Regions from separate parts of the Homo sapiens genome. Here region 1 is linked to region 2. Evidence: chromatin loops called from intact Hi-C (ENCODE). Cell type or tissue: IMR-90. All regions are shown on one strand. Links, peaks and the distances in the headings refer to the core of each region. The heading gives the core; the rest is flanking DNA. Region 1 has its middle 47 kb from the start of MIR6720. Region 2 holds the start of LOC124901236 (a long non-coding RNA gene).

Region 1 (15,648 bases), core at 4,120-12,119, 530 kb after region 2:
TTTACAGTCCCACCAACAGTGTAAAAGTGTTCCTATTTCTCCACATCCTCTCCAGCACCTGTTGTTTCCTGACTTTTTAATGATTGCCATTCTAACTGGTGTGAGATGATAACTCATTGTGGTTTTGACTTGCATTTCTCTGATGGCCAGTGATGGTGAGCATTTTTTCACGTGTTTTTTGGCTGCATAAATGTCTTCTTTTGAGAAGTGTCTGTTCATGTCCTTTGCCCACTTTTTGATGGGGTTGTTTGTTTTTTTCTTGTAAATTTGTTGGAGTTCATTGTAGATTCGGGATATTAGCCCTTTGTCAGATGAGTAGGTTGCGAAAATTTTCTCCCATTTTGTGGGTTGCCTGTTCACTCTGATGGTAGTTTCTTTTGCTGTGCAGAAGCTCTTTAGTTTAATTAGATCCCATTTGTCAATTTTGGCTTTTGTTGCCATTGCTTTTGGTGTTTTAGACATGAAGTCCTTGCCCATGCCTATGTCCTGAATGGTAATGCCTAGGTTTTCTTCTAGGGTTTTTATGGTTTTAGGTCTAACATTTAAGTCTTTAATCCATCTTGAATTGATTTTTGTGTAAGGTGTAAGGAAGGGATCCAGTTTCAGCTTTTTACATATGGCTAGCCAGTTTTCCCAGCACCATTTATTAAATAGGGAATCCTTTCCCCATTGCTTGTTTTTCTCAGGTTTGTCAAAGATCAGATAGTTGTAGATATGCGGCATTATTTCTGAGGGCTCTGTTCTGTTCCATTGGTCTATATCTCTGTTTTGGTACCAGTACCATGCTGTTTTGGTTACTGTAGCCTTGTAGTATAGTTTGAAGTCAGGTAGCGTGATGCCTCCGACTTTGTTCTTTTGGCTTAGGATTGACTTGGCGATGCGGGCTCTTTTTTGGTTCCATATAAACTTTAAAGTAGTTTTTTCCAATTCTGTGAAGAAAGTCATTGGTAGCTTGATGGGGATGGCATTGAATCTATAAATTACCTTGGGCAGTATGGCCATTTTCATGATATTGATTCTTCCTACCCATGATCATGGAATGTTCTTCCATTTCTTTGTATCCTCTTTTATTTCATTGAGCAGTGGTTTGTAGTTCTCCTTGAAGAGGTCCTTCACGTCCCTTGTAAGGTGGATTCCTAGGTATTTTATTCTCTTTGAAGCAATTGTGAATGGGAGTTCACTCATGATTTGGCTTTCTGTCTGCTATTGGTGTATAAGAATGCTTGTGATTTTTGTACATTGATTTTGTATCCTGAGACTTTGCTGAAGTTGCTTATCAGCTTAAGGAGATTTTGGGCTGAGACAATGGGGTTTTCTAGATATACAGTCATGTCGGCTGCAAACAGGGACAATTTGACTTCCTCTTTTCCTAATTGAATACCCTTTATTTCCTTCTCCAGCCTAATTGCCCTGGCCAGAACTTCCAACACTATGTTGAATAGGAGTGGTGAGAGAGGGCATCCCTGTCTTGTGCCAGTTTTCAAAGGGAATGCTTCCAGTTTGGGCCCATTCAGTATGATATTGGCTGTGGGTTTGTCATAGATAGCTCTTATTATTTTGAGATACATCCCATCAATACCTAATTTATTGAGAGTTTTTAGCATGAAGGGTTGTTGAATTTTGTCAAAGGCCTTTTCTGCATCTATTGAGATAATCACGTGGTTTTTGTCTTTGGTTCTGTTTATATGCTGGATTACATTTATTGATTTGAGTATGTTGAACCAGCCTTGCATCCCAGGATGAAGCCCATTTGATCATGGTGGATAAGGTTTTTGAGGTGCTGCTGGATTCGGTTTGCCAGTATTTTATTGAGGATTTTTGCATCAGTGTTCATCAAGGATATTGGTCTAAAATTCTCTTTTTTGGTTGTGTCTCTGCCCAGCTTTGGTATCAGGATGATGCTGGCCTCATAAAATGAGTTAGGGAGGATTCCCTCTTTTTCTATTGATTGGAATAGTTTCAGAAGGAATGGTGCCAGTTCCTCCTTGTACCTCTGGTAGAATTCGGCTGTGAATCCATCTGGTCCTGGACTCTTTTTGGTTGGTAAGCTATTGATTATTGCCACAATTTCAGATCCTGTTATTGGTCTATTCAGAGATTCAACTTCTTCCTGGTTTAGTCTTGGGAGAGTGTATGTGTCGAGGAATTTATCCATTTCTTCTAGATTTTCTAGTTTATTTGCGTAGAGGTGTTTGTAGTAATCTCTGATGGTAGTTTCTATTTCTGTGGGATCGGTGGTGATATCCCCTTTATCAGTTTTTATTGCGTCTATTTGATTCTTCTCTCTTTTTTTCTTTATTAGTCTTGTTAGCGGTCTATCAATTTTGTTGATCCTTTCAAAAAACCAGCTCCTGGATTCATTAATTTTTTGAAGGGTTTCTTGGGTCTCTATTTCCTTCAGTTCTGCTCTGATTTTAGTTATCTCTTGCCTTCTGCTAGCTTTTGAATGTGTTTTCTCTTGCTTTTCTAGTTCTTTTAATTGTGATTTTAGGGTGTCAATTTTGGATCTTTCCTGCTTTCTCTTGTGGGCATTTAGTGCCATAAATTTCCCTCTACACACTGCTTTGAATGTGTCCCAGAGATTCTGGTATGTTGTGTCTTTGTTCTCATTGGTTTCAAAGAACATCTTTATTTCTGCCTTCATTTCGTTATGTACCCAGTAGTCATTCAGGAGCAGGTTGTTCAGTTTCCATGTAGTTGAGCGGTTTTGAGTGAGTTTCTTAATCCTGAGTTCTAGTTTGATTGCACTGTGGTCTGAGAGATAGTTTGCTATAATTTCTGTTCTTTTACATTTGCTGAGGAGAGCTTTACTTCCAACTATGTGGTCAATTTTGGAATAGGCGTGGTGTGGTGCTGAAAAAAATGTATATTCTGTTGATTTGGGGTGGAGAGTTCTGTAGATGTCTATTAGGTCCACTTGGTGCAGAGCTGAGTTCAATTCCTGGGTATCCTTGTTGACTTTCTGTCTTGTTGATCTGTCTAATGTTGACAGTGGGGTGTTAAAGTCTCCCATTATTAATGTGTGGGAGTCTAAGTCTCTTTGTAGGTCACTCAGGACTTGCTTTATGAATCTGGGTGCTCCTGTATTGGGTGCATATATATTTAGGATAGTTAGCTCCTCTTGTTGAATTGATCCCTTTACCATTATGTAATGGCCTTCTTTGTCTCTTTTGATCTTTGTTGGTTTAAAGTCTGTTTTATCAGAGACTAGGATTGCAACCCCTGCCTTTTTTTGTTTTCCATTTGCTTGGTAGATCTTCCTCCATCCTTTTATTTTGAGCCTATGTGTGTCTCTGCATGTGAGATGGGTTTCCTGAATACAGCACACTGATGGGTCTTGACTCTTTATCCAATTTGCCAGTCTGTGTCTTTTAATTGCAGCATTTAGTCCATTTACATTTAAAGTTAATATTGTTATGTGTGCATTTGATCCTGTCATTATGATGTTAGCTGGTTATTTTGCTCGTTAGCTGATGCAGTTTCTTCCTAGTCTCGATGGTCTTTACATTTTGGCATGATTTTGCAGCGGCTGGTACCGGTTGTTCCTTTCCATGTTTAGTGCTTCCTTCAGGAGCTCTTTTAGGGCAGGCCTGGTGGTGACAAAATCTCTCAGCATTTGCTTGTCTGTAAAGTATTTTATTTCTCCTTCACTTACGAAGCTTAGTTTGGCTGGATATGAAATTCTGGGTTGAAAATTCTTTTCTTTAAGAATGTTGAATATTGGCCCCCACTCTCTTCTGGCTTGTAGAGTTTCTGCCAAGAGATCCGCTGTTAGTCTGATGGGCTTCCCTTTGTGGGTAACCCGACCTTTCTCTCTGGCTGCCCTTAACATTTTTTCCTTCATTTCAACTTTGGTGAATCTGACAATTATGTGTCTTGGAGTTGCTCTTTTTGAGGAGTATCTTTGTGGCATTCTCTGTATTTCCTGAATTTGAATGTTGGCTTGCCTTGCTAGGTTGGGGAAGTTCTCCTGGATTATATCCTGCAGAGTGTTTTCCAACTTGGTTCCATTCTCCCCGTCACTTTCAGGTACACCAATCAGACGTAGATTTGGTCTTTTCACATAGTCCCATATTTCTTGGAGGCTTTGTTCATTTCTTTTTATTCTTTTTTCTCTAAACTTCCCTTCTTGCTTCATTTCATTTTCCATCACTGATACCCTTTCTTCCAGTTGATCGCATCGGCTCCTGAGGCTTCTGCATTCTTCACGTAGTTCTCGAGCCTTGACTTTCAGCTCCATCAGCTCCTTTAAGCACTTCTCTGCATTGGTTATTCTAGTTATACATTCGTCTAAATTTTTTTCAAAGTTTTTAACTTCTTTGCCTTTGGTTTGAATTTCCTCCTGTAGCTCGTAGTTTGATCGTCTGAAGCCTTCTTCTCTCAACTCGTCAAAGTCATTCTCCGTCCAGCTTTGTTCCATTGCTGGTGAGGAACTGCGTTCCTTTGGAGGAGGAGAGATGCTCTGCTTTTTAGAGTTTCCAGCTTTTCTGCTCTGTTTTTTCCCCATCTTTGTGGTTTTATCTACTTTTGGTCTTTGATGATGGTGATGTACAGATGGGTTTTTGGTGTGGATGTCCTTTCTGTTTGTTACTTTTCCTTCTAACAGACAGGACCCTCAGCTGCGGGTCTGTTGGAGTTTGCTAGAGGTCCACTACAGACCCTGTTTGCCTGGGTATCAGCAGCGGTGTTTGTAGAACAGCAGTTTTTCGTGAACCGCGAATGCTGCTGTCTGATCGTTCCTCTGGAAGTTTTGTCTCAGAGGAGTACCCGGCCATGTGAAGTGTCAGTCTGTCCCTACTGGGGGGTGCCTCCCAGTTAGGCTGCTCGGGGGTCAGGGGTCAGGGATCCACTTGAGGAGGCAGTCTGCCAGTTCTCAGATCTCCAGCTGCGTGCTGGGAGAACCACTGCTCTCTTCAAAGCTGTCAGACAGGGACATTTAAGTCTGCATAGGTTACTGCTGTCTTTTTGTTTGTCTGTGACCTGCCCCCAGAGGTGGAGCCTACAGAGGCAGGCAGGCCTCCTTGAGCTGTGGTGGGCTCCACCCAGTTCGAGCTTCCCGGCTGCTTTGTTTACCTAAGCAAGCCTGGGCAATGGCGGGTGCCCCTCCCCCAGCCTCGCTGCCGCCTTGCAGTTTGATCTCAGACTGCTGTGCTAGCAATCAGCAAGACTCCGTGGGCGCAGGACCCTCCGAGCCATGTGCGGGATATAATCTCCTGGTGCGCCGTTTTTTAAGCCCGTCGGAAAAGCACAGTATTCGGGTGGGAGTGACCTGATTTTCCAGGTGCCGTCTTTCACCCCTTTCTTTGACCAGGAAAGGGAACTCCCTGACCCCTTGCGCTTCCCAAGTGAGGCAATGCCTCGCCCTGCTTCGGCTCGCGCACGGTGCGTGCACCCACTGACCTGCACCCACTGTCTGGCACTCCCTAGTGAGATGAACCTGGTACCTCAGATGGAAATGCAGAAATCACCCATCTTCTGCGTTGCTCACGCTGGGAGCTGTAGACCGGAGCTGTTCCTATTCGGCCATCTTGGCTCCTCCCCCCAGCAATTTTTTTTTTTATGTAGAAATCGGGGGTCTCAATATCTTGCCTACACTGGTCTCGAACTCCTGTCCTGAAGCGATTCTCCTGCCTCAGCCTCCCAAAGCACTACGATTACAGGTATGAGCCACCACACCCAGCCCCGTAGAATTCTTATAATGAGGGGGAAAAAACCCAAAACTTAAAATTCAGAGCCTGGCTTTTCTGATAATATAGATGAACCATTATCTATGCCAATCTTCTGTGATTCATTCACACCCCTGCTCCTGCCCACATGAGCACTAACCTCTCTGGACTTCCTTCTCCTCATCTGAAAACCTGGGACTATGAAACTCACCTCACCATTTTGCTTAGAGAATCAATAAGTTAACATTTGAAAGTTACTCCTTTCCTATGCCTCATCTTCTTTCAAAGATGAAACTAAATAACTCTATAATGCTTCCCTGACAAGGAGTTTGGTGTAGTTTTATTTAAAATGACCATGTTGTAAAGAGGGAAGTGGAAGGAGAGTTGATTAATAGGGATAATGTTCCAAATGTCTGGGAAATATAAGGCAGGTATCCTATTAATACACATCAACAGGAACTGTAAGAAGCTGCTGGGAAGCTCTTCTTCCATGTTAGCCTGGGTGTATGTGCCTAGCAATGCTTAAAAGGATGCACTGAACAGTGATGGTGAGGATGTGGAGAAACTGGAACCCCTGGGCAGCTGCCGCGGAAAACTATACAGTGATTACTCAAAAAAGGTAACCTAGAGGCCGGCCATGGTGGCTCACGCCTGTAATCCCAGCACTTTGGGAGGCTGAAGCGGGCGGATCACCTGAGGTCAGGAGTTGGAGACCAGCCTGTCCAACATGGCGAAACCCCATCTCTACTAAAAATACAAAACTAGCTGGGTGTGGTGGCATGCACCTGTAATCCCATCTGCTTGTGAGGCTAAGGCAGGAGAATTGCTTGAGCTGGGAAGGTGGAGGTTGCAGTGAGCCGAGATCACACTACTGCACTCCAGCCTGGGCGACAGAGTGAGACCTTGTCTCAAAAAAAAAAAAATGTAACCTAGAATTATCATCTGACCTAGCAATTCCATCTGGGACATCCACAAAAGAATTCACAGCAGGGTCTTGGATAGATATTTGCCTCCCATGTTTATAAGAGTGTTATTTACAATGTCAAGGAGTGCAACCAGCCTGGCGTCCATCAGCAGATGACTGGACAAACAAGAGGCCGTCCATCCATACAATGCAGTGTGAGTCAACTTTAGAAAGGAAGGAAATCCTGAGACGTGCAACGGCATGGATGAACCTTGAGAACATCATGCTCAGTAAAGCAAGTCGGTCTCAGAACAGATAAATACTGTGTGGTTCCACTCATACGAGGTATCCAGAGGAGTCAGGTTCATGGAGATGGAGAGTAGAATAAGGATTGCCAGGGGCTGGGGAGAGGGGGAATGGGAGCTAGTCTTTAATCAGTGCAGAGATTTATTTACAAAATGAAAAGAGTTTTGGAGATGGGTAGTGGTGATGGTTGCACAAGAGTGTGAATGTACTTAATGCCACTAAACTGCACACTTCAAAATGGTTAAAATGCCAAATTTTATGTTATGTGGCCACAATAAAAAATAAAGAAAAAAGCAATCTGTGGTTGCAGGGTGGACCTGTTCCCGAGAGGGGAAGGAGAGGTCCCCCTTAGCTCCTGGAGGGGTGCTGGGACTAAAAGACTCACTCTGATGGCATCTGGGCACCTCCGCCAGTGGGCCCGGAGGGTGCAGAGAAGTCTGCAGCTCTAGACGCCACAGCAGAGCCTCTGCCCGCCCCCCGCTCTCCAGAATTATGTTCATGAGGGCAGATAGACAAGATTAGCCTCAGACACAAAACAGCAGCAGAGAAGGCATTGCCCTAATGGTAGGGAACACATACTTTGCAGACACCTAGATTCAAGAGAACGTGTGTAATGTAAACGTTGGAAGAAAGCCAGGAGCCTCTCAAAACTCCAGGTTAGAAGACAAGGGAGGCAGGATATGGGGGAGCAAGATGCCTTTTTTTAAAAAGTTGTTACCGGGTTTTTCAGAGCAATAGTTAAAAGGGAAGGTTTCTTTTATGATACGACACCGCCATCTCATGGACAAAACTCATATGACACAGAGTTTCTCTAAAGCGAGCCTGTCCCTCTACTGGGAGCTCTTAGCGTTGGCCCTAACAGCTCTACCTCCACATTAATACAGCATTCTCAGAGTCCACAAAGGAACATTCCATCTTTGCAAGCCAAATACTGGGGCAAAAGTCAGATTCTCATCTCATCTCCACTTCCCTCTGAGGCTTAGAAAGTCCTTTCAGCACTTGAATTTCAGTGAAGAGTCTGGACGCTGTCTCACACCAAAAACTCCCCCTGACGTGGGCACTGCAAGAGCACCCCCGTCCTGGTGATCAGAAAAAGCAAGTGTTGGCTTTATCACAGCCAGAAAATGAAACAGTCTGCGAGGAAAAGTATCCCCTCCATGCTCATCACCATTAAATGGCAAGTTCGACTTCTCTTATTTCCTAATTTAAAATTGTTTTTTTAAGAGATGGGGTGGATCTCACTATGTTGACCAGGCTGATCTCAAACTCCTGGCCTCAAGAGATCCTTCCATCTCAGCCTCCCAAAGTGCTAGGATTACAGGCATGAGCCACCGCACCCAGCCTCCCAATTTTAAGTTGTATGAAGATGTTTCTAGGAGTCTTTGTTCTGGCCTCAGGCTGTTGTCATTTTTCTGTGCTGTGTTTTTACATTGCTGTGTGGAAATTCGTTTTGATAGTGTGCTGTTTCTTGGATGTATTTGTCCAAATCAGAGCTTAAATGAAGAAAGTCTGTTTTTAAAGCAAGTCTTGGATTCACTCAGCAAAGGCTCTGGAGCATCCACTCTGGCCTGGCCACACGGCAAGCTGCAGGGCAACAGGTGGAGACGCAGCCCGCAGTCTGCACCGGCCCCAGAACCATCTTCCCCTTAAATTGTAAGAACTATCCCCGGGGGGAAAGTGAGGACATTAGGTGCAGTGTGGGCCTGGGTGTCTAGGACCGCGCATGTGGGGGCTGCAGGTGGAGAGAGGCAGTGATCTCAGTTGGGCAGGGAGTTTGTGCCTCTGAAGGACTTCATTGTTTCTCGTGCTGTCTCTGGCACGGTGTCTTGGGCCTGGAAAAATGAGCACAGGTTGGAAAGAATCTCAGAGCCCAGGGGCTGCCAGTGTCAGAGCTCGGGCCGTGCTGGGTGCCTCACACCGGGGCTGCCCTTCGGGTCTCCATTCCCATCAACACACACACACACACACATTCTGGCAACTTCTCCCATCTAAATAAAAAGGCAGTCCCCCCACCCCACCCCCACCCCCACCCCACCTCCGCCCCTTTCCATTCTGAGTCCTCAGCTCCTTTGATTTCTCAGGGCACCTGATGCAGGCTCTCGGCAACTCCCTCCTAGAGACCCCTCCTTTCTGGCCTCCAGGACTCACCTCTCCTCGCTTGCTCCTCGTCCCTCAGGTCTCCCCTGCTGTTTCCTCTCATTAATCAATAAGCACTAGAGCGCACCAAGCCTCTCTCCTCTCATCCCACCCAGCTCCTGCCTTTCAAAACAGTCGCTATGCTAATCACTCCCAAACGTGTTGCTCTCCCCCAACGCCTTAATCACCTGCCTACCTGGCACCTCTGTTCCTGTCCCATAGATTACCCTAGATGAAGCACGTCCAGAATTAAACTCCTGATCTTCCATGCAAAAGCCTGATCCTCCCACAACCCCGCAGAGCACCACGACCCCGAGCCCTCACTGGCCCTGATCCAAAGCCCTGAGCTCCACTGTGACCTCCTTCTCTCACACACCACCTCTGATCCATCAGAACAGACCTCTGTCCAAACATGCTTCTCCAGCACGCCCACCACCCTGGCCAAGCCGGGGTCAGGGCTGCAGCCTCCTCCAGGTCTCCCAGCCTCCGGTGGCTACACATCCTCTCGTCCCGGCTTCGGCCCCTCCAGGGGCCTCCCGTCTCACTCAGGGGAACCCTAGGGGCCTGGTTTTACCTACGGGGACTAGCCTGAGCTGCCCTGGAGCACCCTACTGCAGCCCTCTGGGCGTCACCTCTCTGCCCTCTTCCCTCCCTTCTCCTGCTCCTCCCTGGGCTGCTACAGCAAACTTCCCACTGGCCGGGCCCCTTATCCCCGTGTGCCAGGCTCCCTGCCTCCCACCTGCATGCCTCAGAGCAGCCACCTGCTCCCCCCACCCAGCCTTTACCCTGCATGTACCCAGCCCTCTGGTGTGCAGCGTCTGCCTGATCCCCTAACCCCTCCACCTTTACCTTTCCCGCCACATGTACCCCGTCCTCTTATTCCAGTAAGTTCCCTCCAGGCACGCACTTTTGCTGGTTTTCTTCACTCCTGCATCCACTGCACCTGGCCTGTGATGGAATCTTCATCCACAGAGAATTGAGTATCTGATAAAGGACTTGCTTGCAGCATATATAAAGTGTTCTCCAAACTCATTCATCATTTTTTTAAAAACCCAATTTTTTAAAAATGGACCAAAGATATACACTGAAAAGATGTTCAACAGCTTTGGTCACTAGAGAAATACAAGTTAAAATGGAATTATTACCACCGAGCTGTACAATTAAAAATGGTAAAGATGATAAATTTTATGTGTATATTTTATCTCAATGAAAAATAAAATTAAAAAGAAAAAGAAATACAAATTCAAGCCACAGTAAGTGACCACCGCCCTCCTTTCAGAATGGCTAACTAAATAGCCTGGCCACAGCCAGTGTTGACGAGGAGGCGGAGGAACCGGACTTCGCAGACACTGTGACGGAAATGAGAAATGCTGCCGTCACTCGAGAAAAGAGTTGGCAGTTTCTTTAAAATTCAAATATACGCCCACCTTCCCACCCAGACAGTCCATTGTTAACTTTTTACCCTCCAAAACTGAAAATATGTGACCACACAAAGACTTACCCAGGAAGGCTCATAGCAGCTTCATTTGTAAGAGCTCCAAACTGGAAACAACTTACATATCCATCAATGGGTAGATGTGGAAACACAATCTCAAGGATAAATGCATTGAGTAGCATCCATTCAATGGGACACCACTCAGCAATAAAAAGCAATGAACTGGGCTGGGCACGGTGGCTCATGCCTCTAATCCCAGCACTTTTCGAGGCCAAGGAGGGTGGATCACCTGAAGTCAGGAGTTCAAGACCAGCTTGGCCAACATGGTAAAACCTCATCTTTACAAAAATTGTCTGGGCATGATGGTGGGTGCCTGTAATCCCAGCTACTTGGGAGGCTGAAGCGGGAGAGTCACTTAAACCCGGGAGGCAGAGGTTGCAGTGAGCCGAGATCACACCATTGTACTTACACCTGGGTGACAGAGTGAGACTCAAAAAAAAAAAAAAAAAGAGCAATGAATTATTGAATACATGCCACATGCCACAGAGCCACATCTTCAAATAATTTGCTGGGCAGAAGAAGCCTGACCCAAAAGAATCATACTGCCTGGTTCTACTTTTATGAAATTTTAGAAAATGAGAACCAATCTTCAGAGAGAGAAAGTTTGGAGGAGGGGACTGGAGCAGGGAGGGGTGAGAGGAAAGGACTACAAAAGGGCCCAAGGGGACACTGGCGGATGATGGACATCGCCATCCTCTGGACTACGAGTTCAAGGCTCTAACCTCTGGCAAGAATGTGAAGTTGTAAAAAATATAGCAAGGCTTTGGAAGTGACCAATCTGGCTCTATCCCACAGTTCTGCTGGTTTGGATTTCCCAGTCACAATTCTTTATAATTGTAAACATTCCCCAATGCAGGGCCAGCTTCAGGAGGGCAACACCCATTCAGTCACATAAGGCCCAAGTTTAGAAGCCCTCCGCCCCCAAATTCCATTTAATGCTCTCCTGTTACTGTCTCAAAGTGCTTAATAATTTTATTTTATTTCTATTATTTTATTTTATTTTTGAGATGGAGTCTTCCTCTGTCGCCCAGGTTGGAGTGCAATGGCGCGATCTCGGCTCACCGCAACCTCCATCTCCTTGGCTCAAGCCATTCTCCTGCCTCAGTCTCCCAAGTAGCTGGGATTACAGGTGCCCGCCACCACACCTGGCTAATTTTTGTATTTTTAGTAGAGACGGGGTTTCACCATGTTGGCCAGGCTGGTCTCGAACTCCTGACCTCATGATCCACCCGCCTTGGCCTCCCAAAGTGCTGAGATGACAGGCGTGAGCCACTGCAACTGGCCAATAGTTTTTGAACAAAGGGCCTTACATTTTTGTTTGACACACTGGGTCCCACATGTTATGTAGATGGATCTTCCTCAAAGTGTGTTCTGCGGAGTTAATTCTTTACTTCTGTTCATTTATGTTAATTGCTGTTGTGGAAAAGGAGCATTTGGGAAATGCTAAGTTAAAGTTAAATAACTTCATTTTCCCGAGGACAATTTGTAGCAACAGTTCAGATTAGAAACTAATAGTTAGTCATCTTACCAATGATGGAAAAGTCCTATTCGTTATCACAGAGATGTATATGTATAGTTTTCCCTTGCTATCCACAGGGAGGTTGGTTTCAGGACCCTGGCTCTTACCAATGATGGAAAAGTCCTATTCATTATCACAGAAATGTATATGTATAGTTTTCCCTTGCTATCCACAGGGAGGTTGGTTTCAGGACCCTGGCTCTTACCAATGATGGAAAAGTCCTATTCGTTATCACAGAGATGTATATGTATAGTTTTCCCTTGCTATCCACAGGGAGGTTGGTTTCAGGACCCTGGCTCTTACCAATGATGGAAAAGTCCTATTCGTTATCACAGAGATGTATATGTATAGTTTTCCCTTGCTACCCACAGGGAGGTTGGTTTCAGGACCCCAGCAGATGCCAAAACCTGTGAATCCTCCAGTTGCTGATAGACAATGGCATGGCATTTGCATAGAACCGTGGACTTTAACTCCTCTCTGGGTTACTTACAATACTTAATACAATGCCTACACGTCACTTCAGTCACGTAGATTCAATGTAGTACTCAATGCGCAGCAAATTCAAACTTTGGTTTTGGAACTTTGCAGAATTTATTTTCTGAAAATTTTCAATCTGCAGTTGGTGGAATCCATAGATGCAGAAGCCCTGACTGTACTGGAGATTAGACCATGTCCCATAAAACCATGCCTCTCACACTTGGACGTGCACACAAATTAAAACCAGCCCAACTGTCCCATAGAATTGGGACAATTTTTTGAATAAACATAGAAATTGACCCTCCTGATCTTAAAACTTGAAACTTACATTTGTCTCATCTGAGTTGCTTCCTCAGGAAAGGAGCTGAAACTCATCAGATCACCACATCCAGAGAAGATGCCAGTCCGCTCATTCATGATTGCTTCCTGTATTAATCTGTTCTCACACTGCTATAAGGACATGCTCGACACTGGGTCACTTGTAAAGGAAAGAGATTTCATTGGCTTACAGTTCAGCATGGCTGGGGAGGCCTCAGGCAGAAGGCGGAGCCAACACGTCCTTCGTCACATGGTGGCAGGAAGGAGAAGAATGAGCAAAAGGGAAAAGTCCCTCATAAAACCATCAGAGATCGTGAGGACTCACTCACTACCATGAGAACAGCAGCACTGGGGTAACTGCCCCCATGACTCAATTACCTCCTACCAGATCCCTCCAATAACACATAGGGATGATGGGAACTACAATTCAAGATGAGATTTGGGTGGCAACACAGCAAACCATATCATTTCCTCACCCCTCCCTAATTCTGTTTTACACTCCTTCCTCGCTATATAAACTCCCCAATTTTAGTCAAGCAAGGAGACAGGTTTGAGACAGATCTCCCATCTCCTCAGCTGCAGCACCCAGTTAAAGCCTTCTTCCCTGGCAAAACTCATCTCAGTGAATGGCTTTCTGAGCAACAAGCAATAAGACCTGGACCACACCCCTGGCGTTTCGGTAACAGAATCACTTGGGGATCTTCTAAAGGTACACAATCAGTTTCATTAGGTCAGGCCCTAGAAACTGTGTTTCTCAAGTGGTTCTGATTCTACTGGTCAGCAGAACACAGTTTGAGTAGCAGAGCTCTAAAATGTATGTATGCATAGGTGCACGTAACTCTCGGAGGAGGCTTAGTTCTGTCTGTTCAATTTATATGTCGGTTTCATCACTTAGTGTCCATGTGACTGAGGAGAAAGTTATTCTCTCTGAGCCTCAGATTCTTCAGGGTGCCCAAGGTAACCATTCCTAGAATTATTTCAAGGATTTAAGCAAAGTAATTTTATACTGATGCTCATTTTAACAGCCACTTATGGTGAGTGAAGCAAGATAGATACCATTATCTCCATTTTACAGATGAGAAAACTGAGGCTTAGGGAGGTTAAATAATGTGTCCAGTGCTAAAGCGTATAAGCAACAGCGAGGGCTCGAAACTTTGTCTTGATTTATTTATTTGTTTTTGAGACAAGGTCTTGCTCTGTTGCCCAGGCTGGAGTGCAGTGGCACAATCTTGGCTCACTGCAGCCTGGACCTCCTGGTCTCAAGTGGTCCTCCCGCCTCAGCCTCCCAAGTGGCTGGAACTACAGGCATGCACCACCATGCCCAGCTAATTTTTGTGTGTTTTTGTAGAGACAGGCTCTCACGTTGTTCTCCAGGTTGGTCTCAAACTCCTGGGCTCAAGTGATTCTCTCACTTTGGCCTCCCAAAGTGCTGCAGCCCCTGTGCCCAGACAAAAGTTTATCTTTTAACTCTGAACCCCTTGATCTTTGTTTCACTCGAAGATTTTGAGTGTCTACTATATACACCAGGCTCTTGTCTTTACATCATTCTGACTTATGGAAGGGTTTGCTTTGCAGTGAGGTTTCAGGTTACTCTCCTTTTATAGATGGGATCCTTTTTCTTCCTTTTGAAAACAAATTGATTATTCTTTATCAAAATTATAAATGTTCATTGCTTAAAGAATTCAAGCAATACAGAAGAGAACAAACAATAAAAATCTCACCACCTCAGACGTGGCCTTCATTAACATTTTAGTGACTATTCTTCCAGTCCCCTCTTTATGACCTATGGGTGACCCATTGAGGGTTCCTCTGGTCAATAATTTTGAGAAGCTTCTGTGTATTATAGTCCCCACCTGGAGGTCCCAGAGAGCACTAGAGTTTTCAAGGCTCACAAAACTTACAGCAAAAAGTTTTGCCACTACAAACAAGTATCCTTAAGTGTCTATATTTTTTCAATTATATTATTATTTTCTTAGGGGAAACAAAGCATGCATAGTGCCCTCCCCAAAGGCTGTGCAACTTTATACTGCTACTAATTGCTCATGAGAGTTACCATTTCCTAAATCCTGCTGCTAGTAGACTTTACCAGTTCCTTTGCTTTTGATCAATCTGATAACACAAACAAAGCTAACTGCTGTTTCTATTGTTTCTTCAATCATTCATGAGGTGTTTATCGATTAATTTATAAATTGTCAATTCATGGTCTTTCCAAATTTGGATTTTTATTTTTTTACTTTTGAGTTCTTTGTTTAATAAGGAAATTTATATTTTAGTATGTGAGTTGCAAATATTTTTACCAATTTAGTTTTCAACATGCTTATTTTATTGTGTTACAAAGTCATTTTCCCCAGCACTTTGGCAGGCCGAAGCAGGCAGATCACTTGAGGTCAGGAGTTCGAGACCAGCCTGGCCAACACGGTGAAACCCCGTCTCTACCAAAAATACAAAAATTAGCTGGGAGTGGTTGCACATGCCTGTAATCCCAGCTACTATGGAGGCTGAGGCAGGAGAATCACCTGAACCTGGGAGATGGAGGTTGCAGTGAGCCTAGATCATGCCTCCAGCCTGGGCGACAGAGCAAGACTCAGTCTTAAAAATAAAAAAATAAAAAAAAAGTAGTTTTCAATTTGTATATCACCAAATACATGGATTTGGGGTTTGGGGATTTCTGACCTGTTCATTTGAAGGACCTCTTGCAACCAAGATTATAAAAATATTCACCCATATTTTCTTATGATATTTTATAATTTCTATATTTACAATTAGATTCTCAATCCACCTAGACGTTATTTTCATGTGAGGTCTGAAGTAAAGCTCTACCTCTATT
Region 2 (15,648 bases), core at 4,961-12,960:
CTGCAAACATGGAACTGTATTGAATTGTAAGTACCAGCACTCTGGGAGGCCGAGGTGGGCAGATCACCTGAGTTCAGGAGTTTGAGACCATCCTGGCTAACATGGGGGAAACCCCATCTCTACTAAAAATACAAAAATTAGCCAGGCGTGATGGTGTGCACCTGTAATCCCAGCTACTCAGGAGGCTGAGGCAGGAGAATCACTTGAACTCAGGAGGCGGAGGTTGCAGTGAGCTGAGATCACGCCACTGCACTCCAGCCTGGGTGACAGAGTGAGACTCTGTAAAAAAAAAAAAAAAAGCCCAACATAAGTTAGCAAGCTGAGTGTTTCCAGCATAAAGCAATGGTTTATGACCAAGTCACCACTAAGTACAAGTTTTAATTTAAGCCTGTCGCCAAGTTCAAGCAAAAGTTATTATTATTTTTAAACCAGTAGTTGGAAGAATTCAGAGTCTAAATTAAGGGATTATGTGGTAAAAAATTTTCAGAAACTTAGTGAGTCTCACAGTTTGTCAAATATAAGCCTCTCTTCTGCTTTGTAAAATAGAAGTAAGGTATTTTAAGATTTCAGAGCTGAAGACCCCCACCAGGGGTGATCAGAAGTCATCCAAGTGTGACATCCTTATTGAGCAGGTCGAGGAAATTAGACCCAAGAAAATAAATTAACCGGGAACTTGAATATGCGACTTGTGGTTCAGTACTTGGCTCTTTGCACTACATTAAATTCTTTTCCACATTTTTCTTTCATGACTCCTTAGTGAAAGACCAATCAGTGGATTGGATTTGATAAGCTCGATTGACAAGTGGCCTGAGTGCATCAATGACTGTAGTCTCATGGACGCTGCAGCTGGGCCTATGTTCCAAGGCAGCCTTTTCCCCACTCCTGGCAGGCTGCACTTGGCAGAGTGAATACTTATCGATGAGCATATGGAACAACAGAAAGTCTTCTGTGATGCTGGTGGAAGTGTAAATTGGGACAAATTCATTTGTAAAATAATTTTCCAGAGTCCAGTGACAATTCTGCAACATAGCAACTCTCTCTCTAAATATTTACACCAGGTAGAATCTCATACATGTGCTCCAGGAGACATTTTAAGAATGGTCATAGCAATATTCTTTGTAAAAACCCCAAACTGGACATGACAACTCAAATGTGTTTAGAGAGTGGATAAATATATTTGGTATACTCATACTTTCGAACGCTACATGGCAGTGAAAAATCAATCAATTATAGCCAAATAGATCGATGTGGATGAGCTTCAGAAACACGATGTTGGGTGAAAAAGAAGTTACACAAGAATACAAACAGCATAATCTCATCTGTATAAAATATATGCAAAACTAAACAATATTGCTTAAGAACACATACATAAAAAGAATATCAAGAAAATGATAAACATAAAATCCATGATAATGGCGACTTCGGGAAGACATGGAGTAGAATAGGATAGTGGAGGAGCCCTGAAGGAACCAAGGTGTCTACAACCTATTATCTATTATCTATCTATTATCCATCTATATATCTATCGATCTATTATCTATCTATATCTATCTATCTAATATCTATTTATCTATTATCTATCTATTATCAATTATCTATCTATTATCTATTATCTATCTATCTATTGTCTATTATCTATCTATCTTTCTGCTATTATCTATTATCTATCTATTATCTATCTATATAGCTATTATCTATTCCCTATCTATTATCGATCTATCTGTTATCTATTATCTATTATCTATCTATTATCTATCTATCTGCTTTCTATTATCTATCTATTATCTATCTATCTGTTATCTATTATCTATCTATCATCTATTATCTATCTATCTATTATCTATTATCTGTTATCTATTATCTATCTATCTATCTATTATCTACCTATTATCTATTATCTATTTATTATGTATTATCTATCTATTATCTATCTATCATCTATCATCTATCATTTATCTATCTATCATCTATCTCTCTCTCTCTATCATCTACCATTTATCTGTTTATTATCTATCATCTATCAATCTATCAATCATCTATCATCAATCTATAATTTATCTATCATCTATTTATTTATCTACCTATCTACCTACATATCATTTGTCTATCTACCTATCATCTATCAGATTTTCCTTTGTAAGTGGTACATATTTCATAAAAAGTATGAAAAAAGACTAAATGTAGAGGACACTGGCCCACAATGGAAGGTTAAATTTCATTTTGAGGCTTCTCCTTCAGCAATCCAAGATTTTCAGAAAATATTTAATAATCATGAACAAGAAATATACAAGAAGAACACAATGTTTTTTTTATCATCTTAGTAGTTTATTCCTTGTCTTAATTGTATCATGTGGAAATTGCGTTTGGCTGTATTTAACAGAAAATTCCATAACAGTTGTTCATAGAAGATACATGTTCATGTCTCACTAACAAGAAAATAAGCAATAGATGTTATTAGGGACTCTAGTTCATTCTAAATCTCCTTTCTAGGGATTTTGTAGCCATCCATAGTCCACAGGGTGTGAGCTTTTGTGTCATGTGTGCAAGATGGCTACTGGCACTCAAGCCATCACATCCACATTCCTGGCTCAAAGAAAGACTATGGCAAAGGGCAAAAGGGACAATCTAGACAAATCTGTTCACTTGTAAAGGCTTTCCCAGAAGTCTCACTTGACCAGAACTGTATCATGTGGCCACTGTGAACTGCAAGAGAGGCAGGAAATGTAGCTGAGCACACAGTCATGCTTAGCCCTTAATAAATAAATGTTAATAAAATTGGGGTCTTGTTATTAAGAAAATGGAAAATGTTCAGACCAATGCCCCCAAACCAGGAGGCAATTAGCCATCTCTGCCATGCTAATTTATTGTTTCTGAATAAGAAAGTTGAAATGCAATAGTAATTCTAAAATGAAAGAAAATTATTTAGGCTCTTTATTAATAAATATAATGCTATTAAGGTAGTAATTGATTCTGCTCACCAAACGTGGCAGAGAAATATTCTTTTGTATTTTAAGCCTCTGAGACTTGTTTTTATTTTTAATTAGTTTGTTATCAAAGTATTAATTTGACTATATTTAATTTGAACTATATTTGAATTATAATTATGTTATTATATAATTATTATATTATATACCATATAATGATATATAATTATTTCTTATAATATACATTTATAATTATATATTATATATAAAATATATAATTGTATATAATATAATTATATATTATATATAAAATATATAATTGTATATAATATAATTATATATTATATATAAAATATATAATTGTATATAATTATATATTATATTTGAATTATATTAGTTTTGCTATATTTGATGATGCTATATTTATATATTACTGATACACTAAACTCATATTTATTCAGAATCAAAATGTTCCGACACATCAAATAGTCATTAAATAAATATCATATTATCATTTCTAGTGTTTCCTATTTATATATCTTTTTACCACACTCTTTTAAAAATACCATTAATTTATATATAGTTATACACAGTTATAGTGAATCAGAGTAATTCCTCAATTAGAATAAATTACATTAGCATTTGTAGTATTGTGCTTACATTTTATGTAACACTTTTAATATGAGAGATGCTGCATTTGTTTCAATTGTTGAAGCCAGCCAAGCCCTCTCTCTTTCACATGTATTTGAAAATGTTAAAGAAAATATTCAAAAATTAAATTATGTTTCTCCTCTGTGAATTTAAAAAAAATACCTTTTTGTATCAAGAAGAAAAAAAGAATTCTTTAATCCTCTGGATTATTGCACACAAGTTGGTGACTCAAAATTCCATGGACCTGGCTGAGAATTCAGCTGCAAGATAAACAAAGAACTAACAGATACCCCCCACTGCTGAAAATGAATTCTTTCGGACGGGAACAGACCAATGGCCGTCACAATGACATCAGCTTATTGTAACCTTCCTTCTGTGTAGACAAAATAACCGATAGGTCCTTCAGATCTGCCCGAACCAAAGCCTTGAGTCACCATCCCTGGGCCGCCACACAAGGGGGCCACCTTGGAATAGCATCTTTCAAACAGATGGCCCCCCAGATTCAGGATTAACGTGCAGTAAACAGCTGGATGCAGGCACGCCAGCAAGGAGATCCCGTCCTGCTGCTCCCCGCTGGGCACGCTGCATCAGCCTGAGGGTGAGGCCGAAACCTGGGATGGGCGTCCGGGCCTCCCTGCAGCCCGCGTCCACGGTGACAACTGTTGGGAACAGGACCATTTTTATGGCATCTTCATCTTTCTTTGAAGACCATTTATCCATTTCTCCAGCTTTTTTCTATTCATTATATTAATATAAACCTGCAGAGTTTTGAAAACTGAGGATGAAGTTGTATTTTCCTTCCACCTTAAATATCTCTTAAAGAAGCCAGAAATGAATTAAAACAAAACAAACACAAACACATCTATTGGTATTTGGGGCAATGGAAAATGTTTCTCTGAGTGTCCTGATTTATTTGAAATGCTTAATTAACCATAAAAATCTTACTATTTACATTGTGCTTTCTACCATAAAAACCTGTTTCACCCAATCTCACTCACCCAAGAGACTAGCAGGGCAGTGATTTTTCACCATCTCTCTCCCTGAGCCTACTCATTACTTCCCCAGATCTGGACAGATCACTCCATCTCTCCAGACCTTTGCAAAAGGGAAAAAAAAATTTGTTTCACTTCCTTCACTGGGCAGTTTAAAGATCAATATGAAAATAAGGATAAGAAAAGTCTCTAATAAGCTTTTCTATTGGCATAAGATGTTATTGGTAGTAATACTCGTGGCATCTAAGCTGCTCCTCTTTGTGAATGTGGATCAGATTTGGAGATAACCTGACTACCGCATCATCACTCAAATGTGAGTGCTGCAGCCCCGATCAATGCACAGTAAGGGTCTGACTGCCATCCCCACTGCAGCCTGGAAAAGTGGCATCCCTGATCTCCTCTAGCAAGATCCTGACAGTGCAGCTTTATACGTGCATCTGCTAAGTCAAGCCAGAGTGCGAATCTGTGAGCTCAAATCTTGTGCAAGGTGGAGTCCCTTCTCCAGGGACAGAATCCACCTGTTGAGGAGTGGCAGGTTACAATGTAAGGACTCCCTTTGGCTGTTTAGCCACGGTCTGTTTCATAAAACCTTGATATTCTTCAAGGGTAGGGCAAACTAAGTCAATTTTCAGAAAGTATCTCTATCATCAATGGATGCATGACTATAATTTCTATGGTCGGGTGGCCTTCTCAAACAGAAGTCTCTCTGGAATAGTGATGTAGCATTGCCTGAGAGACCAGATAAGTTAAAGAAGATGAATGTTCTTGAACCTTAAGAAAGCCTTTTGTGGGTGTTATTAACTGAATGTTCAAAAGCCTCAAATGTGTCTGTTGAAACCCTACCCCCTTACATGATGGAATTAGGAGATGGGGGTCTGTTGGAAGTAATTTGGGTTAGATGAGGTCATGAAAGTAGAGCCCGCGTGAATAGGGTTCGTGTCCTTATAGGAGCCCCCAGAGAGCAAGTGTCCTTTCTCTGCCATGTGGGGACACAGTGAGAAAGCACTGTCTAGGAAGAACAGTTCCTCACCAGATACCAAAACTGCCTTGATCTTGGACTTCCAGAATGCAGAACGACCAGAATCAAATTTTTGTTGTTATAAGTCACTCATGCTAAGGTATAGTGTTATTATAGCCCAAATGGACCAAAACGGTGGGGTTACAACCATGTTCCCCTCAAAGTAATTTGGGTGGTCAGTAGCAGACTATGGAAAGAAGGGATAAAGGTGAGATTTCCCAAATTACTTCCTACAAGTGCTATTACCTACAAGGAGTTCGGCTGCTGTGGAGGGCCACATGACAGCTGGAGTAAACGCCACTCAGCTCATCAATGCCCTTGTCACTGGCCACCCCTCACATCATCTCATGGGTGCCCTTCTCACTCAGAGCCCCTCACATCATCTTATGGGCACCCTTCTCACTCAGAGCAACTCACATCATCTCACGGGCACCCTTCTCAGCTCTGAGCCCCTCACATCATCTCATTGATGGTCTTCTCAGCTCAGAGCCCCTCACATCATCTCACGGGCACCCTTCTCAGCTCTGAGCCCCTCACATCATGTCATCGATGGTCTTCTCACCTCAGAGCCCCTCACATCATCTCACGGGCACCCTTCTCAGCTCTGAGCCCCTCACATCATGTCATCGATGGTCTTCTCACCTCAGAGCCCCTCACATCATCTCACGGGCACCCTTCTCAGCTCTGAGCCCCTCACATCATGTCATCGATGGTCTTCTCACCTCAGAGCCCCTCACATCATCTCATGGGCGCCTTTCTCAGCTCAGAGCCCCTTACATCATCTCATCAACGGTCTTCTCAGCTCTGAGCCCCTCACATCATCTCATGGGCCCCTTCTCCCTCAGAGCCCCTGACATCATGTCATCAACGGTCTTCTCAGCTCTGAGCCCCTCACATCATCTCATGGGCCCCTTCTCCCTCAGAGCCCCTGACATCATGTCATCAACGGTCTTCTCAGCTCAGAGCCCCTCACATCATCTCATGGGCCCCTTCTCCCTCAGAGCCCCTGACATCATGTCATCAACGGTCTTCTCAGCTCAGAGCCCCTCACATCATCTCATGGGCCCCTTCTCCCTCAGAGCCCCTGACATCATCTCATCAACGGTCTTCTCAGCTCTGAGCCCCTCACATCATCTCATGGGCCCCTTCTCCCTCAGAGCCCCTGACATCATGTCATCAACGGTCTTCTCAGCTCAGAGCCCCTCACATCATCTCATGGGCCCCTTCTCCCTCAGAGCCCCTGACATCATGTCATCAACGGTCTTCTCAGCTCAGAGCCCCTCACATCATCTCATGGGCCCCTTCTCCCTCAGAGCCCCTGACATCATGTCATCAACGGTCTTCTCAGCTCAGAGCCCCTCACATCATCTCATGGGCCCCTTCTCCCTCAGAGCCCCTGACATCATCTCATCAACGGTCTTCTCAGCTCTGAGCCCCTCACATCATCTCATGGGCCCCTTCTCCCTCAGAGCCCCTGACATCATGTCATCAACGGTCTTCTCAGCTCAGAGCCCCTCACATCATCTCATGGGCCCCTTCTCCCTCAGAGCCCCTGACATCATGTCATCAACGGTCTTCTCAGCTCAGAGCCCCTCACATCATCTCATGGGCCCCTTCTCCCTCAGAGCCCCTGACATCATGTCATCAACGGTCTTCTCAGCTCAGAGCCCCTCACATCATCTCATGGGCCCCTTCTCCCTCAGAGCCCCTGACATCATGTCATCAACGGTCTTCTCAGCTCAGAGCCCCTCACATCATCTCATGGGCCCCTTCTCCCTCAGAGCCCCTGACATCATGTCATCAACGGTCTTCTCAGCTCAGAGCCCCTCACATCATCTCATGGGCCCCTTCTCCCTCAGAGCCCCTGACATCATCTCATCAACGGTCTTCTCAGCTCTGAGCCCCTCACATCATCTCATGGGCCCCTTCTCCCTCAGAGCCCCTGACATCATGTCATCAACGGTCTTCTCAGCTCAGAGCCCCTCACATCATCTCATGGGCCCCTTCTCCCTCAGAGCCCCTGACATCATGTCATCAACGGTCTTCTCACTCAGAGCCCCTCACATCCCATGCTGTCCCTCAGCTCCTGTGAGGCCCCCGTGTGCTCCTATAAAGACAGTCAATCAGGCTTCCTCCAATGCGCCACAGACAGGATCGTGCGGCTCACCTTTCTTCACTTTTGCAAGGATAACTTCTGATGTGCTCACAGAGGCCCCTATTTCCTTCTTTCATCCAGTCTGATACACTGAGTGTGTGGAAGAAGTCAGGCCTGTCGGACCTCAGTGGTCATCTATTGAATTCTGCTTTGCACGCTTTAGCTGGTGGTCTCACTGTATCCTGAGATGCACTTTTTTGGGAAAGTGGACATGGTGTTCCCCTGTTCTCCTTCATTGGCCCTAAAGGTTTCCCATTCCTTTTAGGCAAAAATGCAATGTACACAACTATTCCCATTTATTAATTTCTATGTTCCAGAAACTGTCCTAGACACTTTATATAAGCTCACTTAAGTCTCATGACCATCCTGTGAGGTTTATATTCTTGCACCCATTTTACAGATGAGGAAATAGGGTCAGTAGGTTGATTAACACAGCTGAATGGCAGAGCTGGATTCGATCTGAGGTCAGCCTGACTTTTCCTTCAGGATGATGCGCTGCTTCCTCTGATGAAGGATCAGGGATGCAGAATGGGACTGATGTACCTGTTCAACCATCCCACTCATTCTCCTCACTTTGCATGCTCTTCTCGGGGCCATCTACAGACAGGTGAGGGGCCCCCTACAGACAGGTGAGGGGCCCCAGGCAGACAGCTCCTTGGGACACTGAGCTCCACATTGAAATGTTACTCAAATGAATGCGCAGAGGAGCTGTGAGTGAGAAAGTAAGCCCTCCAGCGTGAAGAGCCCCGGAAAAGCCACCCTTGCTCTGGCACCTGTCATGCAGCCCTCACAGCAGTACTCCCATGGGGTATGGGAGGACAGGGGCACTTCTGTTGGTCTTTCCTTCCTCATGTTCGTCCCAGTAGGGCCTGGACCTGCAGCTGGGGCTTGGCGTCCCCTGGGGCCACAGCCACACAGACCAGCAGACCCAGCCTTGGGCAACTACACTAGCTGGATTAGAAAACTCCAAACATTGCACGGTGTTCTACATCCAGCATTTACTATTTTGTTAATCCGAAGGTAGATGCAAGAAAACACTGGACAGAAAGGAAGGTTCCAGCAGACAGCATCTCTAGCTCTCAGTAGGTAACAGCCTGGAGGACTCTTTGCCACCCCTAGGAAGGCCTGATCGGGGCATCCTTAGGGCTACTCTGTGGAACAGCCCCTTTCCTTTCTCCAGAGAAACCCGGGCTCCTGCTTTGCATCCTGAGAGGCTGAGAGGACCTCTTCCTGTGCATGCCTGAAGTAGAGAATCTTTGAGATGTAGAAAGCTTTCTATATACCAGTCATTTATTCCTGGTGTCCACATGGATTTCAGTCTGATCTGGGCAGAAATGTGCTCTGGGCGTCCCTGTGGAGAACTTTGCAGCAGCCAACTCAACTAGCAGCTAATGAGTTGTCATGTGAGCCTCACACAAAAACCTAGGCATCCAAGTGTGTGTGGTCATGGGGTGGGTAGAAATGGGGGGCAGACAGACACAGAGAGAGAGAAAGAGAGAGAGAGAGAGTTTAACAAGGTGAGCCCCAGGACAGGGATGAGTGTCTGTGGGACCCTTGAGATGGCTGGCTCATGGTGAGTGCTAAGTGCACATTTGTTAACTAAACAAATGAGCCAAATGACAAAAATGACAAAGTGTATTTTGATGCTGCTCAAAATGAGGGACTTATAGAACAAAGATAATGATTTCTGGTGAAATAGCCTAACATACTGACTGCTCTGAAGTCCTGAGTTTAGAAGGGGAGAGATTTGTCATATCCAGCTCCTTGCTACCATTCGGTCCTGAGGCTGAGACAGGACCCCTCGTGTCACATCAGCTGGGGTGCCCTCTGTCCCACCGTGATGTTGACGCCAAGGTGTCCACACCTCAGTGAAAGAATACTACCCTTCTACCAGGACCAAGGGTCTGGGTAAATTCCACTTCAGAATGCAGCCTTCTTTCCTGACAGGCACAGTTATTTTTGTCTTTTCATAACCCAGTTGCAGTAGGTCACACTCATCCTGGGCAATGCATTAAGCAGAGAGTTCTTTCTTATTATGCATTCTTTGGAAAAATAAACTCAATTTCCACTGCAGCTTTTGGAGCATGACGAGGGTGGCCCTGGAAGCTCCAGTTTCTGACTGAACTGAGTTGGTGAGCAGAAGCACATCATCTGCCAGGCCACAAGAGGACAGCAGTGGTTCGAGATCCAGGTCGCTGCTACCTCCTCCGTCAGGCTCCTTCCCCCGCTCCCCACCCCCCGCGCCCCCCTCCCCCGCCCCCACCTCCTGCCGGCATCAGAAGCACCTGCAGGATTTTAGGACTGACTTTGTCATGCTGTTCCAGGATTCTAATTTGCATGGGTCTTTATTGATGAATGTGCTGGAAAAACCCCAGAATGATATCAGCATCCCAAGCTGAAACCGGGCCATGCTTTCCGTCCTTCCAGAATATTCTGACATCACTGTTGTCTCTATTATCACAGACTCACTGAGAAAGTATGAGAAATGATTTACCTAAAAGAAAAACAGGAGCAAGTCCTTTTGTGTCTCCTGGCCCACGTGGTCAGAACTGGGGTAATAATGAAGGTATGGAAGAGAAAATACTCAACATTGCAGACTTGACATTTCCTTATCTTATGTTAGCCCCCTGGTTTTATCAAAATCTAAGAAAACTTTATGACTCATAACTTTCCTTCGTAACACAAGTATTTGACTCAAAAATGTTTATTGCATATTTACTATGTGTTGGGAATAGATGGTATGTGCTAGGAATACAGATACACACAAGCTGCTGTTCCAGGTGGGAGCTGTTCTTGGAATAGGCAGGAGGCAGACATGTGAACTAACGAGTTATAATTCAGCAAGCTGAAGCCAAGCTCAGGCCATGCAAAGGTCCTGTTGGGGGGAGCCCCGGGATGGGGGCACTGTGGCAGGGAGCCCCAGTGGGGGGCCACCGTTAGGATGAACCCAGGGAAACTGTGTCATGGCCAGGTGCTGTGCTGATGCTTTCCATACACGATCCCTTGCAGTTTGCATAGACTCAGGAGGCACGTACCAGGCTTAGACTGTTTCATAGCTGGAACAACTAAGATTCAGGAAAGAGTATCCAGTTGTCCAAAGTCTCCCAACTATTAATAATAAATGGGAGGGCTGAGATGGGAACGCAGGTGCTGACTTGAGAGCCCGGGCACTAACCACCACTGTACACCCCCTTCCCATCCTGGCCTCTGGGCTCCTGATGTGGACTCGTGCTTGCTGGCACCTCCTTCATGCGGTCACTAGAGCCAGAGGTGCAAGCAACAGGAGCTTCCCACTGCTTCACCAACCTGTGCATGCAGGAAGCAGCTTCTAGTCCCTTCTGCAGAGATGGCTGCTGGCAGCCTTAGGGTCGGGGCTCTGCACTGGGAACCCCACCCCTGCCTGGTCTGTGGTCAGGGCTCCTTTGGCCCTGTCAGCCAAAAAGCCATCATCACACCCACCCTGAGCTAAGGCAGGGGCCATGCATTGTTGGTTGTAATATTTCTTTTTTTTTTTTGAGACAGAGTCTCACTCTGTCGCCCAGGCTGGAGTGCAGTGGCACAATCTCAGGCTCACTGCAACCTCCGCCTCCTGGGTCCAAGCGATTCTCCTGCCTCAGCCTCCCGAGTACCTGGGGTTACAGGTGCATGCCACCACGCCTGGCTAATTTTTTTGTATTTTTAGTAGAGACAGGGTTTCACTGTGTTAGCCAGGATGGTCTCAATCTCCTGACCTCATGATCCATCCACCTCGGCCTCCCAACATTGGTTGTAGTATTTATTTTGCCAAGTATCATGCCTGACATGTTCCGTAATAATTCATTATAAATTAACAAATGAGTGACTAGAAGCACACAAATTCTGTTCAATTATGAGAAAAAGTTCCTGGTCTTACTGGTGACCTCCTAAAAGCCCCTCTGTAGGGGACTCTGTGGGTGAGCAATCCATGGTCTCCACATCATTGGAAGATTTTGGCTTCCCATCTTTGATGGACCCACAGAAGGGTTTCATGGTTCCTGACCTCAAGCTTCAGCATGTTGACATCAATTGTGCTGTCTTTCTGGACTTTTCATTAAATTCAATAACATCAAATTATAAGACACAGTAACTATTTCATGGCAGGCTCGCTGTCTTGAAACCATTCTTTTTCATGTTTACTCTCGAAATGAAAAGACAATTCTAGATTTAAATTGAAAGTATCCATTAGCGTCTATGAGTACAAGTGAGTGCAGAGTCCCATGCTTGGCACCTACCAGCCAGCATCATCTCTGGAGGCTGTGATGGGCACAGTGTGTATGCAGCACCGAATCTGTTTTCATAGATCTTCTCCCAGCATATCTCTCAGGCTCGAGAACGCTGTGTATTCAATTCCCTCATTCTTCAAGTCTTTTTTGTTTGTGCAGTATGCTGATGTGAACTGTGACGGCTCTGCAAGACACCTGGCGGAGGTTTCGATGATGCTGAAGTTCTCAATGTTGCCGTATGTCAATAGTTTGATGGAAAAATAAATCTGTGAAGTTTAGAGGTTGGGGATTGGCCCCAATAGTTTTCTTCGTAGCCATGCTCCAGTCCAACCAAGTGATGTAGCCTCAAAAGATTTTCCTGTGTGTACTCTGCACCAAGGAGACAGCACTGCAGTGAGATGTATGAGAGACCATTCAAGTATAGGAAACATCTCTGATTTGATTGTGTCCCACCCCTAGCCATGTCCTGCTGCCCCTTGGCCACCTGCACCCCTGGAAGGTGACCAGATCTGAGCACCTCATATCAAGCCCCCACATTTTTTTTTTTTTTTTGAGACGGTGTCTTGCTCTGTTACCCAGGCTGGAGCACTGGAGTGCAATGGCGCAATCTCACCTCACTGCAACCTCCACCTCCTGGATTCAAGTGATTCTCCTGCCTCAGCCTCCTGAGTAGCTGGGATTAAAGGCACCTGCCACCACGTCCAGCTAATTTTTGTATTTTTAGTAGAGATGGGGTTTCACCATGTTGGTCAGGCTGGTCTCGAACTCTTGATTTTGTGATCCACCCACCTCAGCCTCTCAAAGTTCTGGGATTACACATGTGAGCCACTGCGCCCAGCCCAAGCCCCCACCTTTCTAGGTAAGCTTATGATCACAGCTGATAGTGAGATATGAAGCGGCTGGGCTTCTGGGTCGGGTGGGGACTTGGAGAACTTCTCTTTCTAGCTAAAGGATTGTAAACGCACCAATCAGTGCTCTGTGTCTAGGTAAAGGTTTCTAAATGCACCAATCAGGACTCTGTAAAAATGGACCAGTCAGCACTCTGTAAGATTGATCAATCAGCAGGACATAGGCAGGGCCAAATAAGGAAATAAAAGCTGGCCATCCAAGCCAGCAGCAGCAACCTGTTCAGGTCCCCTTCTCGGCTGCGGAAGGTTTGTTTTTTCGCTCTTCATTGTTGCTGCTCACTCTTTGGGTCTACACTACCTTTAAGAGCCGTAACACTGCGAAGGTCTGCAGCTTTCCTCCTGAAGTCAGTGAGACCGCGAACCCACCCAGAGGAACAAACAAGTCCAGACGTGCCACCTTTAAGAGCTGTAACACTCACTGTGAGGGGCCTGGGCCTTCATTACTTAAGTCAGCCAGACCAAGAACCCACTGGGAGGAACCAATTCTGAACACAATAGTATTACAGGGTTTCAGAGTCATAAATGAGTTATACAGCAAATACAAGAAGAGTTTTAACTAAGTTTCTGTCTGGTGTGGCTTTCTCTGTAGTATAGGTAAAGATGTACAGTTCTAGGAGACACATATTAGGTTGCTATATATTGATAAGTTAGAAACTACCACTTCTGGGTCTTTTCTCATCAAATTATACAGAAAAAGAAGTCACGTCTAAGGTATTATGGAAAAAGTTCCACATCACCATGGAAAACCTGTGTTCTTTGTCCGCCCCTAGAATGTATAAACCTATAACCTTCTGTCAATCACTTAAACTCGCAGAGTCACGGTTTCTACAGCTGCCCAGTGGAGATGATGGTGCCCTGTCTACCTCATGAGATTACTGTGGGGAGAAGATAGGAAAAGTAATTTTAACTACAAAGCCCTATACAAATGTTCTTATTGACCACTGTGATATATATTTTCCTCTCTGGGCTCTTCATATCCCAGGTCTTGTGTATTTTATAAGTATAGTTGACCGTTGAACAACATGAGTTTGAGCTGTGAGTGTCCACTTACATGTAGATTTTCTTCTTCCTCTGCCACGCCTAAGCCAGCAAAACCAACCCTCCTCCTTCCTCCCACTTCTCAACCTACTCAATGTGAAGACAAGGATGAAGACCTTTATGATAATCCACTTCCACTTTGTGAATAATTAATATACTTTCCTTCCTTATCATTTTCTTAATAACATTTTCTTTTCCCTAACTTACTTCATTGTGAGAATATAGGATATAATGCATACAACATACACAATATGTGTTAAACCACTGTTTATGTTGTTGAGAAGGTTTCAGTCAACAGCAGGCTATAAGTAGTTAAGTTTTTGAGGAGTCAACAGCACGGGTCAGTGGCACTCCTGACCCCTGTGTTATTCAAAGGTCAACTGTACAGTGTTTGCCAGGAGGCTATGATGTGCCTGAAAGTGCCAAGCATCAGTTCCTGTTTACCACCTTTCCAAGTTCCTTTCTTCAGTAAATACTGATGTGACTACTTTGCATCAGGAACTCTGGTGGGCACTGGGGAGCCAAGCATGATGGCCATGCAGCCCCTGTCAAGAGGAGGAGATGGATGGCCAACGTCCTCATGCTCATCAGAGCTAAACAATGAAGCAGATCACAGGGGCTACTCCAGGGACACTCACCAAAGCCAGAAAGGCACTGCCCCCAGGAGAAGCTGATCAGGGAAGCCTTGTGAGGGAGACAATGCTTCAGTTGATTCTTAAAGATGAGTTAAATTCTCCAAGTTAGGAGGAGAGGGAAATACATTCCAGGTAGGGGGAGAGCAGATTTAAAGATAGCCTGAAAATTAGGGAGCTCAGTGGGCACATCTAAGAAGGCCTAGGACCCAGCCTTGAGGAACAACATTAAACAGCCATGTAAAGGGAAATAGGCTTGTGAAAGAAACAATAGAGTAGCAGTTGGAGGGAGGGAAAAGCAGAAAAAATGTAAAAACAATTGTTATTGAAACCCCAGGGGCTTGTTCTAAATCCTGCTGCTGGCCTCACAGAAGTCTATCACTGAGATGAGGTATGTTGCCAAGGAAGAAGGCTTTAGTTGGGTGCTGCAGCTGAGGAGATGGGGGATGGTCCATCTCGAATCCAACTCCTGACTGACTAAAACTAGGGGCTTATCTAGCAGGAGAGAAATTTAACAATGTGTGGAAAACAGGAACTCCGGAGGGGTAGGAAAGCAATCATGATCAGTGAGGGCCCTGGTCGTCTCATGGTCTGGATGCCATGATCTGGTGAGTTTCAGTCCTTTGTTACTTTCTGAGAGGCCTGGGGGTCCTTTCCTGAAGGGGAAGCTCAGATAAAACAATTGTAAGTGTCACACTTTAAGACTAGAAAGGTCAATTTCCATGTTTATTAAAAAAAACCCTGTCTATGGGATTATTGGGTTGGTTTCACAAGTAGAATGATCACATGGCAGACGCCAAGGGAAGAGAGAGTTTAATGCATGAGGGGAAAGTGAAGAAAATGCAGTGGTTCTAGTTTACTCCTGCCTCATGGGCTTGTTAATCAGAATGCTTTCCTTTAGCTTTCAACAGAGATTAGAATTTAAAAATATGATTATGATTGAAGATTAGACTGGAATATTTTGGCACATGGGAGATTTTGAGAAATGGTATGCGTTGTACAAATCTTGGATGGGCTTGCAGGAGAAGCCAGGAGGTCAACTGGGGAAAGTGAAGTGGTGGAAAGACACAACGACACATTTACCTGCTT

The links. Hi-C counts contacts between places; a loop is a spot of excess contacts. Peaks named below come from ENCODE experiments on the same cell type or tissue, not always from the same donor. Only the 100,000 strongest peaks of a DNase experiment are listed, where the experiment ranks them.
Region 1: a loop joins it to region 2, with 8 times the contacts of the local background. A loop is called at or near these places in 2 of 110 quality-filtered maps.

Annotation. Positions count from the first base shown.
Region 1 is chr6:1,429,209-1,444,856 of GRCh38, forward strand. No RefSeq gene overlaps it. Among named protein-coding and RNA genes, the nearest start is that of MIR6720, 47 kb to the left of the region's middle. RefSeq lists enhancers at 4,551-5,221, 8,099-9,063. In IMR-90, for the core only: a CTCF peak has its summit at 7,657 (motif pointing left); a DNase peak (open chromatin) is centred at 7,653; H3K27me3 peaks cover 2,016 bases.
Region 2 is chr6:903,144-918,791 of GRCh38, forward strand. LOC124901236 (a long non-coding RNA gene) reads left to right here and starts at 8,238. Exons shown (of 4, transcript XR_007059393.1): 1 at 8,238-8,347; 2 at 9,815-9,931; 3 at 10,204-10,306; 4 at 12,141-12,280. In IMR-90, for the core only: a CTCF peak has its summit at 9,890 (motif pointing right); no DNase peak of the experiment used is centred there; H3K27me3 peaks cover 1,365 bases.